Linked DNA regions of Homo sapiens: all the other regions are linked to region 3. A link is a contact called in ENCODE Hi-C data. All regions are on one chromosome and are shown on one strand. The core of a region is the stretch at or near the end of the contact, and the rest is flanking DNA. Distances in the headings are between cores, read along the strand shown. Region 1 holds the start of AGAP3 (ArfGAP with GTPase domain, ankyrin repeat and PH domain 3). Region 2 overlaps PRKAG2 (protein kinase AMP-activated non-catalytic subunit gamma 2). Region 3 holds the start of PAXIP1 (PAX interacting protein 1).

The links. A loop is a pair of places that touch in the nucleus more often than their neighbours do. Pooled maps may share reads with other maps.
Region 1: a loop to region 3 is called in a pooled map, with 5 times the contacts of the local background. The contact joins the promoter of AGAP3 here to the promoter of PAXIP1 in region 3. A Hi-C loop is called at or near these places in 1 of 168 maps with a recorded cell type or tissue (tibial artery), 1 of 37 single-sample maps with no recorded cell type and 5 of 50 pooled maps.
Region 2: a loop to region 3 is called in a pooled map, with 2.4 times the contacts of the local background. The contact joins the enhancer-like site here to the promoter of PAXIP1 in region 3. A Hi-C loop is called at or near these places in 3 of 37 single-sample maps with no recorded cell type and 6 of 50 pooled maps.

What each region holds. Positions count from the first base shown.
Region 1 is chr7:151,083,770-151,087,866 of GRCh38, reverse strand. It overlaps AGAP3 (ArfGAP with GTPase domain, ankyrin repeat and PH domain 3), which reads right to left and starts at 1,392. Exons shown (of 18, transcript NM_031946.7): 1 at 795-1,392. The coding sequence starts at 1,125. RefSeq lists silencers at 217-486, 847-916, 1,283-1,372, 1,423-1,672.
Region 2 is chr7:151,624,595-151,629,322 of GRCh38, reverse strand. All of the region lies in intron 5 of PRKAG2 (protein kinase AMP-activated non-catalytic subunit gamma 2), which reads left to right. Among named protein-coding and RNA genes, the nearest start is that of RHEB, 110 kb to the right of the region's middle. Within about 2 kb of position 2,707, at least 2 of the 41 ENCODE cell types and tissues checked have a DNase peak (open chromatin) inside an H3K27ac peak, as active enhancers do.
Region 3 is chr7:155,000,306-155,004,373 of GRCh38, reverse strand. It overlaps PAXIP1 (PAX interacting protein 1), which reads left to right and starts at 1,250. Exons shown (of 21, transcript NM_007349.4): 1 at 1,250-1,525. The coding sequence starts at 1,445. PAXIP1-DT (PAXIP1 divergent transcript) reads right to left here and starts at 941. Exons shown (of 1, transcript NR_028090.1): 1 at 1-941. RefSeq lists an enhancer at 1-355 and silencers at 600-679, 700-1,389, 1,420-1,789, 1,960-2,109.

The DNA of each region.
Region 1 (4,097 bases), core at 143-2,642, 3.9 Mb after region 3:
GCAGCGTGCCACCACTTCCTGTGCCCTCAGCGGTCGAAAGTCCAGGGCCTAAGGGCCCAGAGAAAAAAGCGCTAGGCAGCGCAGTGGCCGGGGGTTTCCGGTCCCCGACTCCGGGTGCGGTGTCCCTGGCGGTCGGTCAGCACCCGGCTGCCCAGCAGCTGCCTCCAGACCGAGGAGCCGCGGATCCCCGTCAGGCTCATGACCCGGCCAAAGCGCGGATGGACCTGCCGGCGCCTCCCACGCGGTCGCTGAGCCTCAGCCCAGCGCCAGGCCCGGCCCGCTCCCGCTTGGCCGCCGCGGCGTAGGGGGTGTGCGTCGGGAGAGGGCGCCGCGGCGAGCGCCACCCTCCGGGCCTGCGGGCGCTGGGCCCGGGAAGGCTGCCATCCACTAACGCGAGGCTCCGATCCCCCGCCCCACTGCGGAGCAGGGCCCGGGCAGCGGCTAAGAAGCCTCCCCGGTCACGACCCCACCTCCCCGCAGCTGAAGCCCTCTGCCGCGCCCACCTTCCCCGGCCAGGCCTGGACAGATCTGGTCCCGGCCCCCCCAAGCGACACCACCTTCGCGCCCTGGAACACAGTCAGCAGAAAACCCCCAACCCCAAAGTGTCCCCGAACGAGATATGGCGAAGCTGCCCGCCGGTTCTGCAACACAGATCGGCAAACCTCGTGGCCTGGTCCTCAAGCGCGCAAGGACCCCCGACAGGGAGAGCATGGCCAGGCACGGCCTGTGGAGCCCTCGGCCGGCGCCGGAGAGGCCACTGCGCCCCGGCTCCCGCAGCCCCCGGCTCCGCTCACCCTCGATGGAGATGACGTGCTCCCGGATCTGGTTCTGCAGCGCCAAATCCTCGATGCGCTCGATCAGGTCGTAGATGGCGTAGATATTGGGATGCACGGACTCGAAGCGCTGGATCTCGGCCCGGATGGCCGCGGAGTTGGAGAGCGCGAACTGCTGGGGGGGCCCGCCGGCCAGCTGCTGCGAGGGGCCGCCGCCGCCCCCGGCCCCGGGCCCCGCGCCGCCGAACTGCCCGCCGCAGACGAGCTGCTGCGCGGCAGCGCCGCCGCCCCCCGGAGCCGCCAGGCTCTGCTGCTGCTGCGGGCTCTGCCCCCCGCCCGCCTGGAAGTTCATGGCTTCGGAGCCGTGGGGCCCGAGGCGGGCCCGGGGCGGCGCGGCGGAGGCGGCGGCGGCGGCGGCGGCGGCAGCGGCGAGCGGGAGCGCGGGGCTGGCGGGGCCGGGACTACTGGGCTGGCGGCGCGGGGCTAGCGCATGGAGCCGGGGGCCGGGGGCCGGAGGCCGAGGCCAGGAGGCGCCGCCGCGCACGCTGTGGCCGCCGCTGCCGAGCGCTTCCCAGCGCCGTGATCCCGCTGCCTCGGAGCAGCCTCCAGCGGCAACAACAACGGGACCGGGAGCGCGCGGCCCAGGCCCTCCCCCCGCGTCATGCGCACGCACCGCCGCCCCCGCCGGCTCCGGCACACGCAGCCCGAGCCCCCCTCCCCGCCGCCCCCGCCCCTCCTGCGCGCCGGCCCGGGCGCCCCCGCCCCTCGCTCGCTCGCTGGCTCTGCAGCCTCCACCCCCGAGCCGCGCGCTCCAGCCCTGGCGCCCCGGCCCCTCCCACTCAGCCTCGGCCCTTCCGCCTCCTCACCAGCCCCCACCCGCATTGCCTCGAGGGCCACCCTCGCGGAGGGGACAGCTGCCCTGGTCTCCTCCCGCGCCCGGCTGTCGCTTTCGCCTCCCTGCGCTGATCTGGGCGGGGTGTCGGATCTCTAGGCAATGCCCAAACAGTGCCCTGCGCCTGAGGGTGCTGCTGACCGAGGCTGATTGGCCGAGGAGTCCGCCCAGGCCCAGCTGCTCCTCGCTTACAGCGTCCCGCCTTCAGTGCGGCATAGGCTCCCCTGTCCCCAGGCTCCGAGGTCAGCCCTAGAGACCACCCTGCTGCCGGAGTTTTCTCCCTGTCTCCCTGCCCAGGCTCTCCACTGCCGGCTGCAGCAGTGCTCTCCTAAAAGACCCTCCCCCTGCCGGACTTGGGAGATTAGCTAAATGCTACCCGACCCCATTGGTACATAGAGGAAGAAGAGGGAGGGATGAAATAGTATATGCCTTTCTCCCCTACTCATCCCATTGGAGAGACCAACCAAAGCCCACGTGGCTCTCAATTTTTCTTGTCCTCACCCCTTGTCCATCCTGTCCTTTCACTCCCTCTAGGGCCAGGGAGCTCCCTGAAATGTCCCAGTTCCTCTGCAGTCCCATTGCCAAAGTGGGCTGCAGTTCTGTTAGCCCCCTCCCCCCCACCAACACACACACGTTTCCTAAAACCTACAAGAGGTGACATTTGCAGAGGCCGCAGCCAATAAATCTGCCAGAGATGTTGCAGGGTATCTGCTACCCCCAGATATCCTAGGGCATCAGTGACACACATCGTCCTTCTTACGCACACTTCCACTTCCCTGGCCAAGCTGGATCTTTTCCCAGCATGAAGCTGTCCACTGTTTGATTACCCACACAACTCAGCCCCAGAACCAACCCAGTCACTATTCCCGAGTTCCTTGTACCTTCCAAAGCACCTGGTGCAAGCTAATCAACACACAGGGTCTCCTAAGCTCCTGAGGAACCTGTGTTTCTATCTCCCTGCATAAGCTTAAGGATATCTTGTGCCCTCTCTGGGTTTCATCTGCGAAATATAGTGGTTGAACATAAAACCTAGTTCTGATGTTGTATAATTCTAAAAGTAACATCCAACATCTCTTTTAGGTGCTTAATTAGAATTGACAGCAGGAAGTAGCACCAGGTATACCTCCCAAGAGAGACACTAAGAGCAAAGAGCTCCTCAAATGTGTTGCCCCAGCAACTAGCACACACGTGTTATAGCACTGTTGGGCTGTTCACACGTCTAGCTCTTCTACTAGTATATGGAGCCACATGAGGGCAGGAAGAGGGTCTGATTCACCATTTTATTCCCAGTATCTTGCACAATGCCTGGGATATAGTGTGTGTGTGTGTGTGTGTGTGTGTGTGTGTGTGTGTGTGTGTAATTTTTTTTGAGACGGAGTCTCACTCTGTCACCCAGGCTGGAGTGCAGTGACTCGATCTCAGCTCACTGCAACCTCCACCTCCCGCATTCAAATGATTCTCCTGCCTCAGCCTCCCGAGTAGCTGGGATTACAGGCGCCCGCCACCACGCCCAGCTAATTTTTGTATTTTTTTTTGTAGAGACAGGGTTTTACCATGTTGGCCAGGCTGGTCTCGAACTCAGTGATCCGCCTGCCTTGGCTCCCAAAGTGCCAGGATTACAGGCGTGAGCCACTGCGCCTGGCCATAGTACATCTTTTAAAAAATATGTTAGTAGAATAAATGAATGAACAGGAGGGATGGAACTAGAGGTAGGTTAGTTCTGTATGGTATCAATCTAGACTGACATTCCTAAGGCAATATTTGGGCCACTTGCTCCCACAGTAGGCAAGAACCATGGGAAGACTAGGATAGATTATTTTAAATCAAGACTGGCCTGTAAAAACCAGGATGTGAGATCTCTGTGGCTACAGGAGCCCAGAGGGAAAAATCCAGATATCCACAGGCCTGGGATTCAATGCCATCCACACAGTAACACACCAAAGACCCGACTCCTGAGACCAGGTTTGGGTGGAGGTGAGCGAATAGCTACTGTGTGACATGTACCTTAGTTTTTACACTTTTTAATAAAACATCTAATTTCTTCCTTATGATTGACTTACGAGGTGTGTTTTAGAGAGGAAGAAATTAATGTTCAGAGAGATTCAATAACCCACCCAAGGTCATATAGCTGAGAAGCACAAGATAAGGGATCAGGATTTCTGCCAGGTTCCAAGGTCTATGCTTCTTCCACAGCCCTGAAGGGGCTGTGGAGTCCCGAAGGTGGAGGAGGGGACCAAGGAAAGGGGCAGCCCTGAGGATGGGTATCCCTAGCCAGCCTGGTGGGGCAGCCCATGGATATTGGGCTCTGGGCTGAAGAATTAATTTTGGTGGCCAAAGTGCCTTCTGGCGTCCACTCTGACATAACAGTAGGGGCCACCTGAGTTCCTCAGAGCCTTCCACACTGCATCACGAACACGGGTACTCTGACGTGC
Region 2 (4,728 bases), core at 1,458-3,957, 3.4 Mb after region 3:
TGGGACTTGCCTAGCACAGGGGCCGCTCCTGCTGCCGGTTCACAGACCCCTCTTGGAATAACAGGACATGGGCCGGCCAACTTTTTCTGTAAAGGGTCAGATAGTAAATATTTTAGCCTTTGCGGGTGTTATGGTCTCAGTTTCTGTCACAACCACTCAATTTGCCCTTGTAGCAAGAAAGCAGAAAGCAGCTAACACAATCCAAGGGGCGGGGCTCGGCTCCAGTAAAACTTCTTTACCAAAACCCAGATTTGGCCCTCAGGCATAGTGTGCCAGCCCCCTGCTCTGTGTCTCCCTCACTGTGCCTGTGCCTTAGGGGGTGGCACGTGATGAGGGCTGCATGCTTTCCATGCCACACCGATCTTAGTAAGACTTCAAGGCTCAGCTCAAGTCTCATCTGGTCTCCGAGGCCTTCTCTGAATACCCTCTGTACTTCTCTGGCATTCACCTTTCTCTCCCCCGTGCCTGCTACCACAGCTGGCACATAGCAAGTTCTCAGCAGTGCTTTGGATCTCAATGATTTCATTAAGTGTTTGTAGTTACTTTGTGGGCATATTGGGGGAGGAAATGATTTTGTGTATGAGAAGCCTTGCCCATAGCAATTTTTCCCTCCCTCCCTCCCTCAGGGTCTCACTCTTACCTGGGGTGAAGTACAGTGATGCGATCTCAGCTCACTGCAGCCTCAACCTCCTGGGCTCAAGTGGTGCTTCCGCCTCCCAAGTAGCTGGGACTACAGGCGCATGCCACCATGCCTGGCTAATTTTTGTACTTTAGTAGAGATGGGGTTTCACTATGATGGCCAAGCTGGTCTCAAACTCCTGGGCTCAAGTGATCTGCCGGCTGCAGTCTCCCTAACTACTGGGACCTACAGGCATGAACCACGGTGCCCAGCCAGCAATCCCTTTCTGTGTTTGCTTTTTACATTTGTAATTGTTACACCGACCACGTCTTTGCTGTGTTTGTGTTTATCTATATTAACTGCCTTGAACTAACTTACTGGCCAGGACCAAGCACAAAGTACTTTGTAAGCACCTAAACACAACTCATGAATGCTTTTTGAAGTAGGTAATTATTCAGCAGTTTTATCCGTGATTAATAAACCTGCTCTACTCTGGTACCACTTCATGAAGTCTGCAGCCTCTTTAGAGCGGTCCGCATTCTCTCCCAGCTGCCGGAGGAGCTGGGCTCTTTCAAGTTTTTGATAACTTGCTGTGGTGATTTTACCCGCTTCTTAGCAGAGAGTGTCTTGCCAGACTGACTGTCTCTCCTCTTCCTCCTCATTTGCCGCTTATTTCATCCCAGTTCAGCCATTCTGTCCTATTCTTCTTCACTTGCAAAGATTTTCCAAAGTAGAATCCAGGCCGGGCGTGGCGGCTCACCATTGTAATCCCAGCACTTTGGGAGGCAGAGGCAGGAAGATTGCTTAAGGCCAGGAGTTCAAGACCAGCCTGGGAAACATGGTGAGACCCCGTCTTTATAAAAAATTTTAAAAATTAGCTAGGCATGGTGGTGCACGCCTGTGGTTCCGGCTACTTGGGAGGCTGAGGTGGGAGGATCACCCGAGCGCATGTGGTTGCACCACTGTACTTCAGCCTGGAGTAATTTCATGTCTCCAAAAAACAAAAACAAAATGACAACAACGAAATAGAATCTTCTTTCCAGAACGTGCCTCAATCTTGCTTTATTTTTCTCTCTTTTTATTTTTGTCTCGCTCTGTTGCCCAGGCTGGAGTGCAGTGGTACAATCTCGGTTCACGGCAACCTCTGCCTCCCAGGCTCAAGTAATTCTCATGCCTCAGCCTCCTGAGTAGCTAGGATTACAGGCATGCACCAGCATGCCTGGCTAATTTTTGTATTTTTAGTAGAGATGGGGTTTCACCATGGTGCCCAGGCTGGTCTCGAACTCCTGGCCTCAAGCGATCTGCCTGCCTCGGCCTCCCAAAGTGCTGGGATTATAGGTGTGAGCCACTGCACCCAGCCAATCTTGCTTGTTTCTAGCAAAACTGGTCAGCCTCACCTACAGTGATCAAAATAGGTAAAAGTAGGGGCCACTTTTCGTAGGAGGGAAAGAAAGCATTGTCTTTCAGTGAGGCATCTCGGGATTCAGGCCCAGATCTGTGATGAAGGGCCTGTATTTCCTTGGACAACCCGTGAGGCCTCTCCGGGCTTTGTTTTGTTGTTATTGCTGTCGTTAAGAGTTTTCTCTATAAAACCAGGGGGCCGGCACTTGGTGATCTTTTGCTTTTTCTCTCTCGCTTAAAAATCAGACCCCAAAGCAACCAATAATCACTCTTTACAAATAAACAAAACAAAAATGTGTGTTCACTCAAAACTCATTCATTCTCAACTGGAGTGAGTAACACCCTGAGTAAGTGAAGATCGGTTCTTGTTGGGAGACAAAAAAATTGCAGCTGTTACAGTGGATTTTGGCCACCCAAAGGGCCACGGCACATGAACAAATACACAGTATATCTGTGCTATTAAAATGTCGTGGGGGTAGGACAGTTGGGGGAGAATGTATAAAAAAGACTCAGGGAGGGGAGTATAATGAAAACAAGGCTTAGAAGCTGCTGGAACTTGCTTAAGGGAGAATTGCCTCCCTGTGTATTTGTGGTCATCTATTGAATTATTCCCTTGTCCCTTGACTCTCACAGCCAAGCGTCAACTTGCAGGTTTCTTGACTCTACTGCGGGGCACTGACCTCTGCTGGTGGAGATATCAAAGTGGCAGGTGTGTGGGCACAGTCTGGTACTTGTCGATCATTACTTAGGGCACGAGAAGGCTCGGGTGATTATCTGCTTTCCAAACTCTACCCTTCCCTGCTGAGTTCACACACTCCTCGTAGATAAGAGACTTATTGTTTCTGGATTATGAGTAGTTACAATTGTATGAAATCCCTGTAATTAAAGTTGTTCCTCTGGAGCTGGCGCCATATGTAACATATTGCCCTATTCTGTAGGGTCTAGGTACACATTTCAGTATCTCTGAAGTCAGGACGTGACTTCACATTTGGTGGTGTCTCCGACTTGGTGAGGTAGGGTTGTTGTCTTGGAGTAGATAGAGGTTTTGTCACCGGAAGATCCCTGACTAGTTTAAGCAGAGGACAATGCTGGGAGGATTCGGGGGTATTGGTAAGTGGGACTCGTCACCAGTCTTCGCAAGTAACTGGAACCAGCTGGAAAGTCATCAGGGCCCAGGGCATTGAGCACCTCTGGCCATTGCTCTAGGGCCATGTGACCTCCCATCTCAGAACTTTCTCTGCTTCCTGGTGGATGTGTTGAAGAATGGCCTCTTGGCCCTACAGCTGTTCAGCTCCAACCCCACAGCCAGCTGTGCTGAGTCCTTACCCATGCTTCGGACCCCTGTGATATAACTCACATCCCATACGATTCCCCTCCCTCCTGGAGCACTGGATATGGGCTTCTCGCTGCCCTGTCTGAGGCCTACATCTCATCCTGTGCCTTCAGCCTGGAGGTCGTGCCCTCCTCCACGGCTCAGATTCCCCTGACACTGATCTCTCTGTGCCCATCTCCTTCCTTCCCCTTCCTTCTTCGGTTTGTTTTCTTTCTTTTTAACCAGCCTGATTCCATAAATGCCCGCATCCTCCCAGCTGTTTTAACAGGAAAGCTGCTTGACTCCAGGTCCAAGAGAACAGCTCCTTGCTGCTGCTTCCGGCTTGTTCACCTCTCTCCCTCACTCCCGGCCAGTGTCATCTTCCTATGGACCGTTCCAGCAGCCAAGCTCTCCCAGCACCTGCTCTGCCCCCTCCAATTAATTTGCCATGCTGCTGTTGGAGATATTTCCTTCAAACATATTTCTAATCCCATCGCTTTCATTTCTAAAGCCTCCGGTACTTTTCCTTTGCCTGTAGGAGTCCGCACTTCCCGGCACGCCCTCCTTGCCCCCTTCTCCTCCCTCCCCAGCCTCACCTGGTGCCTCTTTCCTCCCTGCATTTCCCTCCAGCTACTCTGGCCTTCATCAGCTTCCTCAAACTGCCTTGCTCCTCCAGGCCTGCCAGACTTTACACAGACAGCTCCTGCTCCTTGAATCATTCCTTCCTCTCCTTTGGCCACCTGCTCGTTTTCTCCAAGTCTCAGGTTAGATGTCGCTTCCTCAGGGAAGCCTTCCCAGAAGCCCCGATGAAGACTTCCCATGCTATCTCATGATCCCTCACAATTGATAGGTGCTGTTAGGGGGACGCACTTCTTTGTGTTTCCCAGTAGCCCCTCCCATTTATTTGCCATTACATTGTAAGCTCTGTGAGGATGGAGACTGAAATCTTAATATTTGCCAGGTCTTGAGGCCACTGGGATGAGTGAAACTTGGTTTTCAGTAAACATTTGTCACACAAATGAACGTATGTATTTTGGAGCTTATGCTTTTACTGTGGCACCTAGGCTTGCCATACTTCAGGTGGTCAATGTTATTTCTTACAAAGACATAAGGCATTTCTATTTGAGGCATTGGAGAAATGAGAGGAATTGCATTTGCCATGTTGATGGTGCGCTAATCAAAGAGCAGTGAGGGCGGAGCAACGGAGGAAGTGAAATGACTGAGTGAACCCTGGAGGTGTGAAAGGCTTCTCCACCCGACGGTGGGTGACATCAGGGCTTGTGACGTTTGCAGTTGAATAACTGAAGGCAGTAGCAAGTGGGTAGAGTGGGATGGCTCGCCTGCGGAATCTGGCATCCGAGGAAATCGCCTTGACACCTTCCTTTCATGGCCGTGA
Region 3 (4,068 bases), core at 1-2,500:
CCTGAACTCAGGCAATCCGCCCACCTCGGCCTCCTAAAGGATAGGATTACAGGCGTGAGCCACCGCGCCCGGCCCCTTCTCTTTTTTAAAACCAATTTCACTAACATTTACTTAAAAATGATTTTCTGCTTGGCAGAAGTGACTTAAGGCATGTGGGGGAGACACTGCGGGTCTGTCTCAGATTCCTTTAGACACCAATGCTCCACAGTTTTACGACTAGGTAATAGTCCGATAATCACCCATGAGTTCCTGGACTCCGGTTTGTTGTGGGATTGGAAATAAACGAGAAAGGCTGCGTTCATCATCATGGCCTTAATTTCTTCTCCCAACTTCCGGTCGTGCAGGTGTCTTGGGCAGGTGATCCCGAGGCCACTCTGCCGTGTTCTGTGAATCTTGGCGGAAGGGAGGCGAGCTGTAAATAAAAGCGTGACCATTAGAATCGCCGCTGTGTAGTATTAACCTGTTGAGCGCGGGGCTTCCCGGGGCTGGAGCTGCACCGCGGGCTCTGCTGTCTGGGACTCTCCTCCAGCGCGGACCCGACAGGACGCCAGGGACCAGGCCGGTCCGGCCGGGACAGCGGGGCCTCGGGCAGCGACGGGGCCGGGCCTCCCCCCAGCACGTCCCCAGCTCGGGCACTGAGGCCTTGCGGAGACCCCAGGACTCGCCGCGGAGGCCACCAGTGCGCGTCTCGCGTGGCGCTACGGCCTCGGGAATTCCGTCACGGCATAGCCGGGTCCAGCGCGGTGTAGACCGGGGCCCCGCGCCTTGCTCGGCCAGAGCGGCTCAGGTACTACTCCAGGTCCGGCCGCACTCGCGGCCACTGCGAACAGCCGGGACACCCAATCCCACTCCGCCCAGGGCCAAGAAGCCCGAGGAGGCCGCAGAACCGCTCCCGCTCCCACTCGCGGCCCCAAGGCCCCACCCCCCCCTCCGCCGCGCGCATGCGCCGCCCCCGAGCAGCCGCATGTGGCGACGGGAGGGGCCTGCCAGCTCCCCTCCTCCCCGGGACCGGCTCACTCCGGCCCCGCCGAGGGGGGAGCTGGTTTCCCCTCGTCCTCGGGGCCCCCTCGTTGCAGAGCGGCGGCCACGGAACCGCAAGGGCCAGAGCGGGCTGCCGGCGCCAGCTACCCCGGAGCCGTGGCTGGCGGCAGAGGCGCGGGGCGTCACTGGAGGCCGGGCGGCTCCTCGGCGCTCCCCCTCGGTGGCCGGGGCGGGATGGTGCGTCCCGCAGGGCGCGCGCGGCTCCCGCGCTTCGGGCGCTCGGCGCGGGCGCGGGCGGGGGCGCGGAGGGCGGGGGAGCGGACCCCGATTCGCAGGACCGGGCCCGGGCTGCGCGGGCAGGGCCGTTGGCGGGGCGAGTGGGGGCGCCGGGCGCCGCGGGGGCCGGGGGCGGGGGGTGGGCGGGGCCGGGCGCCGCCGCGGAGCCTCCCGGGCCGCCGCGATCATGTCGGACCAGGCGCCCAAAGTTCCTGAGGAGATGTTCAGGGAGGTCAAGTATTACGCGGTGGGCGACATCGACCCGCAGGTACCGCGCCCGCCCCTGCCGCGGCCTCCTCCCCCGTCCGCGTCCCCGTCCGTCCCCGTCCCCGTCCCCGTCCCCGCTCCTGCCGCGGGCGCGCGCCGGGCGCAGAGCGTCGGGTCCGCCGAGGCCGCTGGCCTGACTGCGCTGAGGGCAGGGGCGACCGCGGGGTGGGCGCGGGAGGCCCGGGCCCGGGGGAGTGCGGGAGGGAAGGCGGCTGGGGCTCTGTACCTCGGCCCCTAGTGCGCGCCCTGAGCCCCCGGCCTGCGGCCCTGGGGTCGCCGCCCCCGACCCACCGGGCCGCCTCGTTCTCTGCTCCTTTGCTGAGCGGGACGGGCGCGGGGTCGCGTCTCCCCATTCCCCGCGCCGGGCGTCTCGGCTCCCGGGAGAGCAGCTCCGAGGGCGGACGAGGGGCGCCGGGATCCCCAGCCGGGGCAGCTCGCGCGGGGACCCCAGCCTCGCTCGGCCGGCGGGGGTCGTGGCCGTGCACCGGCTTGGCCGCCTCCGCCACCCGGGCAGCTGCCGTCCTGTGCGGGGCTGAGGAGCGCTCCCTTCCAGCCTGTGTCCCTGCACGTGGGGGCTGGCATTCGTCTTCCTTGATTTTCCCACTTGGACGATTAATTTTACGGTACCCTGGTAACACCATCACATTACACATTTAATTTTGTGTAGTTTGGGCTCACGCCAAAGGATATTGTGGGTTTTCCTTAGTATTCCTATAATAATATATCTGTTTGATGTCACACAGTTATCAGTCCGTGGTAGGAATGCATCTTAGTTGAATATCCTCTTCAGGTTAATCTTCAAAATATTTCCTTCTTAAAAGTTTAGCTGTACAGTTGTGTTGCCTTGGGTGTGACATCAGTGGCCCCCACCTTGGAGGATGGGGATCCCCAGTGATCAGAGTTAGGCCTGGAAGGGCGGAGACTCATATTTCGCAGATGAACTTGGATGGTGTAGAAGGAATTGTAGAAGGCTGAGTGATCTTGGCCTTCTTGAGGTTCGTCCTTGTAACAACTTTTTGGACCCTTTTTGCCCTGTAACTTTAGGGTAAAGAGACTTCAAGGCCGGGTTTACCCCTGTAATCCCAGCACTTTGGGAGGCCAAGGCGGGTGGATCACCTGAGGTCATGAGTTCGAGACCAGCCTGGCCAACATGGTGAAGCCTCATCTCTACTAAAAATACAAAAATTAGCCGGGCGTGGTGGCGGGCGCCTGTGGTCTCAGCTACTCGGGAGGCTGAGGCAGGAGAATTGCTGGAACCTGGGAGGTGGAAGTTGCAGTGAGCCGAGATCGCGCCACTGCACTCCAGCCTGGGCAACAACAGCTAGACTCCGTCTCAAAAAAAAAAAAAAAGCCTTCTATCTTTGAATTTACAGAGTAAAACAGTTGCTGAACACGGAGCGATGAAGATGAGTGCCTGTAACAGTGTTAGCTTTTTCCAGTATTGATGATTCCCCCGCCCCTCTTTTTTTTGTTTGTTTTTTTGTTTTTGTTTTTTGCTATCCACCATTTTTCTCTTCCCCCTCCTTCCTAGCCTTCGTGTTTCATTTTAGGACTTTGGCTCTTATAGGGGACTTGAACCAAATGTTACTTAAAACCTGGAACAAGTTGAACTGGAACCATATTTACTCGACTTTGAATCAAATCTAAGTGCTTAAAAATGTCCTTGGCAAACCACTTTCATCTGAAACAGTATATTTTCTGAAAAGTTTTGAGCCTGGACATCTGATTCTCTGACTCTTATGACTGTGGATTATAAGTTCACATGTTGACCATCTAATATGAGGCAGGCATGGACTAGGTGCCAGGTATAATACAGAGGTGAAGAGGACATGGTACCTGCCCTTTAGCGCCCCTCATTGGTGGGGGAGGGAGCACACCTGGACATATCACAGTACAAGGTGTAGCAGATTTCTCCACTGGGGTGCAAAGTAGACACCACTGAAATGTCACTCAGTAGATGTCATTTCAGTTGGGTTTTGAGATAAGCAGAAGTTAAGAACATGAAGGAATATTTTCATGTGGAGCGTATGTGCTGAGGAATGAAGGCATTCATGCGTTTGGGATACATCAGGATGATCACTATATCTGGAACAGAGTGATATGAGATAAATCTATTAAGATACTCAGTAGTGTGGAGATTGAAGAGAAGCTATTGGTTTTGGCATCCTCAAAGTTCGTGAAAACCGAGTAAAGTGTTTTTGGTAGAGTGTTGGTGGAAGGGGCTGGATTGCAGGGAGTTGAAGAGTGAATGGAAACTGAGAACAGAAAGGTTAGACTCTTCAGGAAGTTTGTCCTGAGAAGGAAATAGAGAAGGTGCCTGAGGAAGAGAGGGCTGGGGAGGGATCTGTGTTGCATCACAAGCGCGTGGAAGGATGTGGGTGACTTTACTGTTTACAGGTGGAGGGAACATAGCTATGGACAGGGAAACTCATGAAGAAGGGAGTAGGATCAGAAACAGACTGGAGGATAGGAAAAGGAGGGGTGCCTTTTCTGAAGACCAGTCGAATGGATGCGTGAAGCTAAAAATGCTTAGAGGTCAAGGGA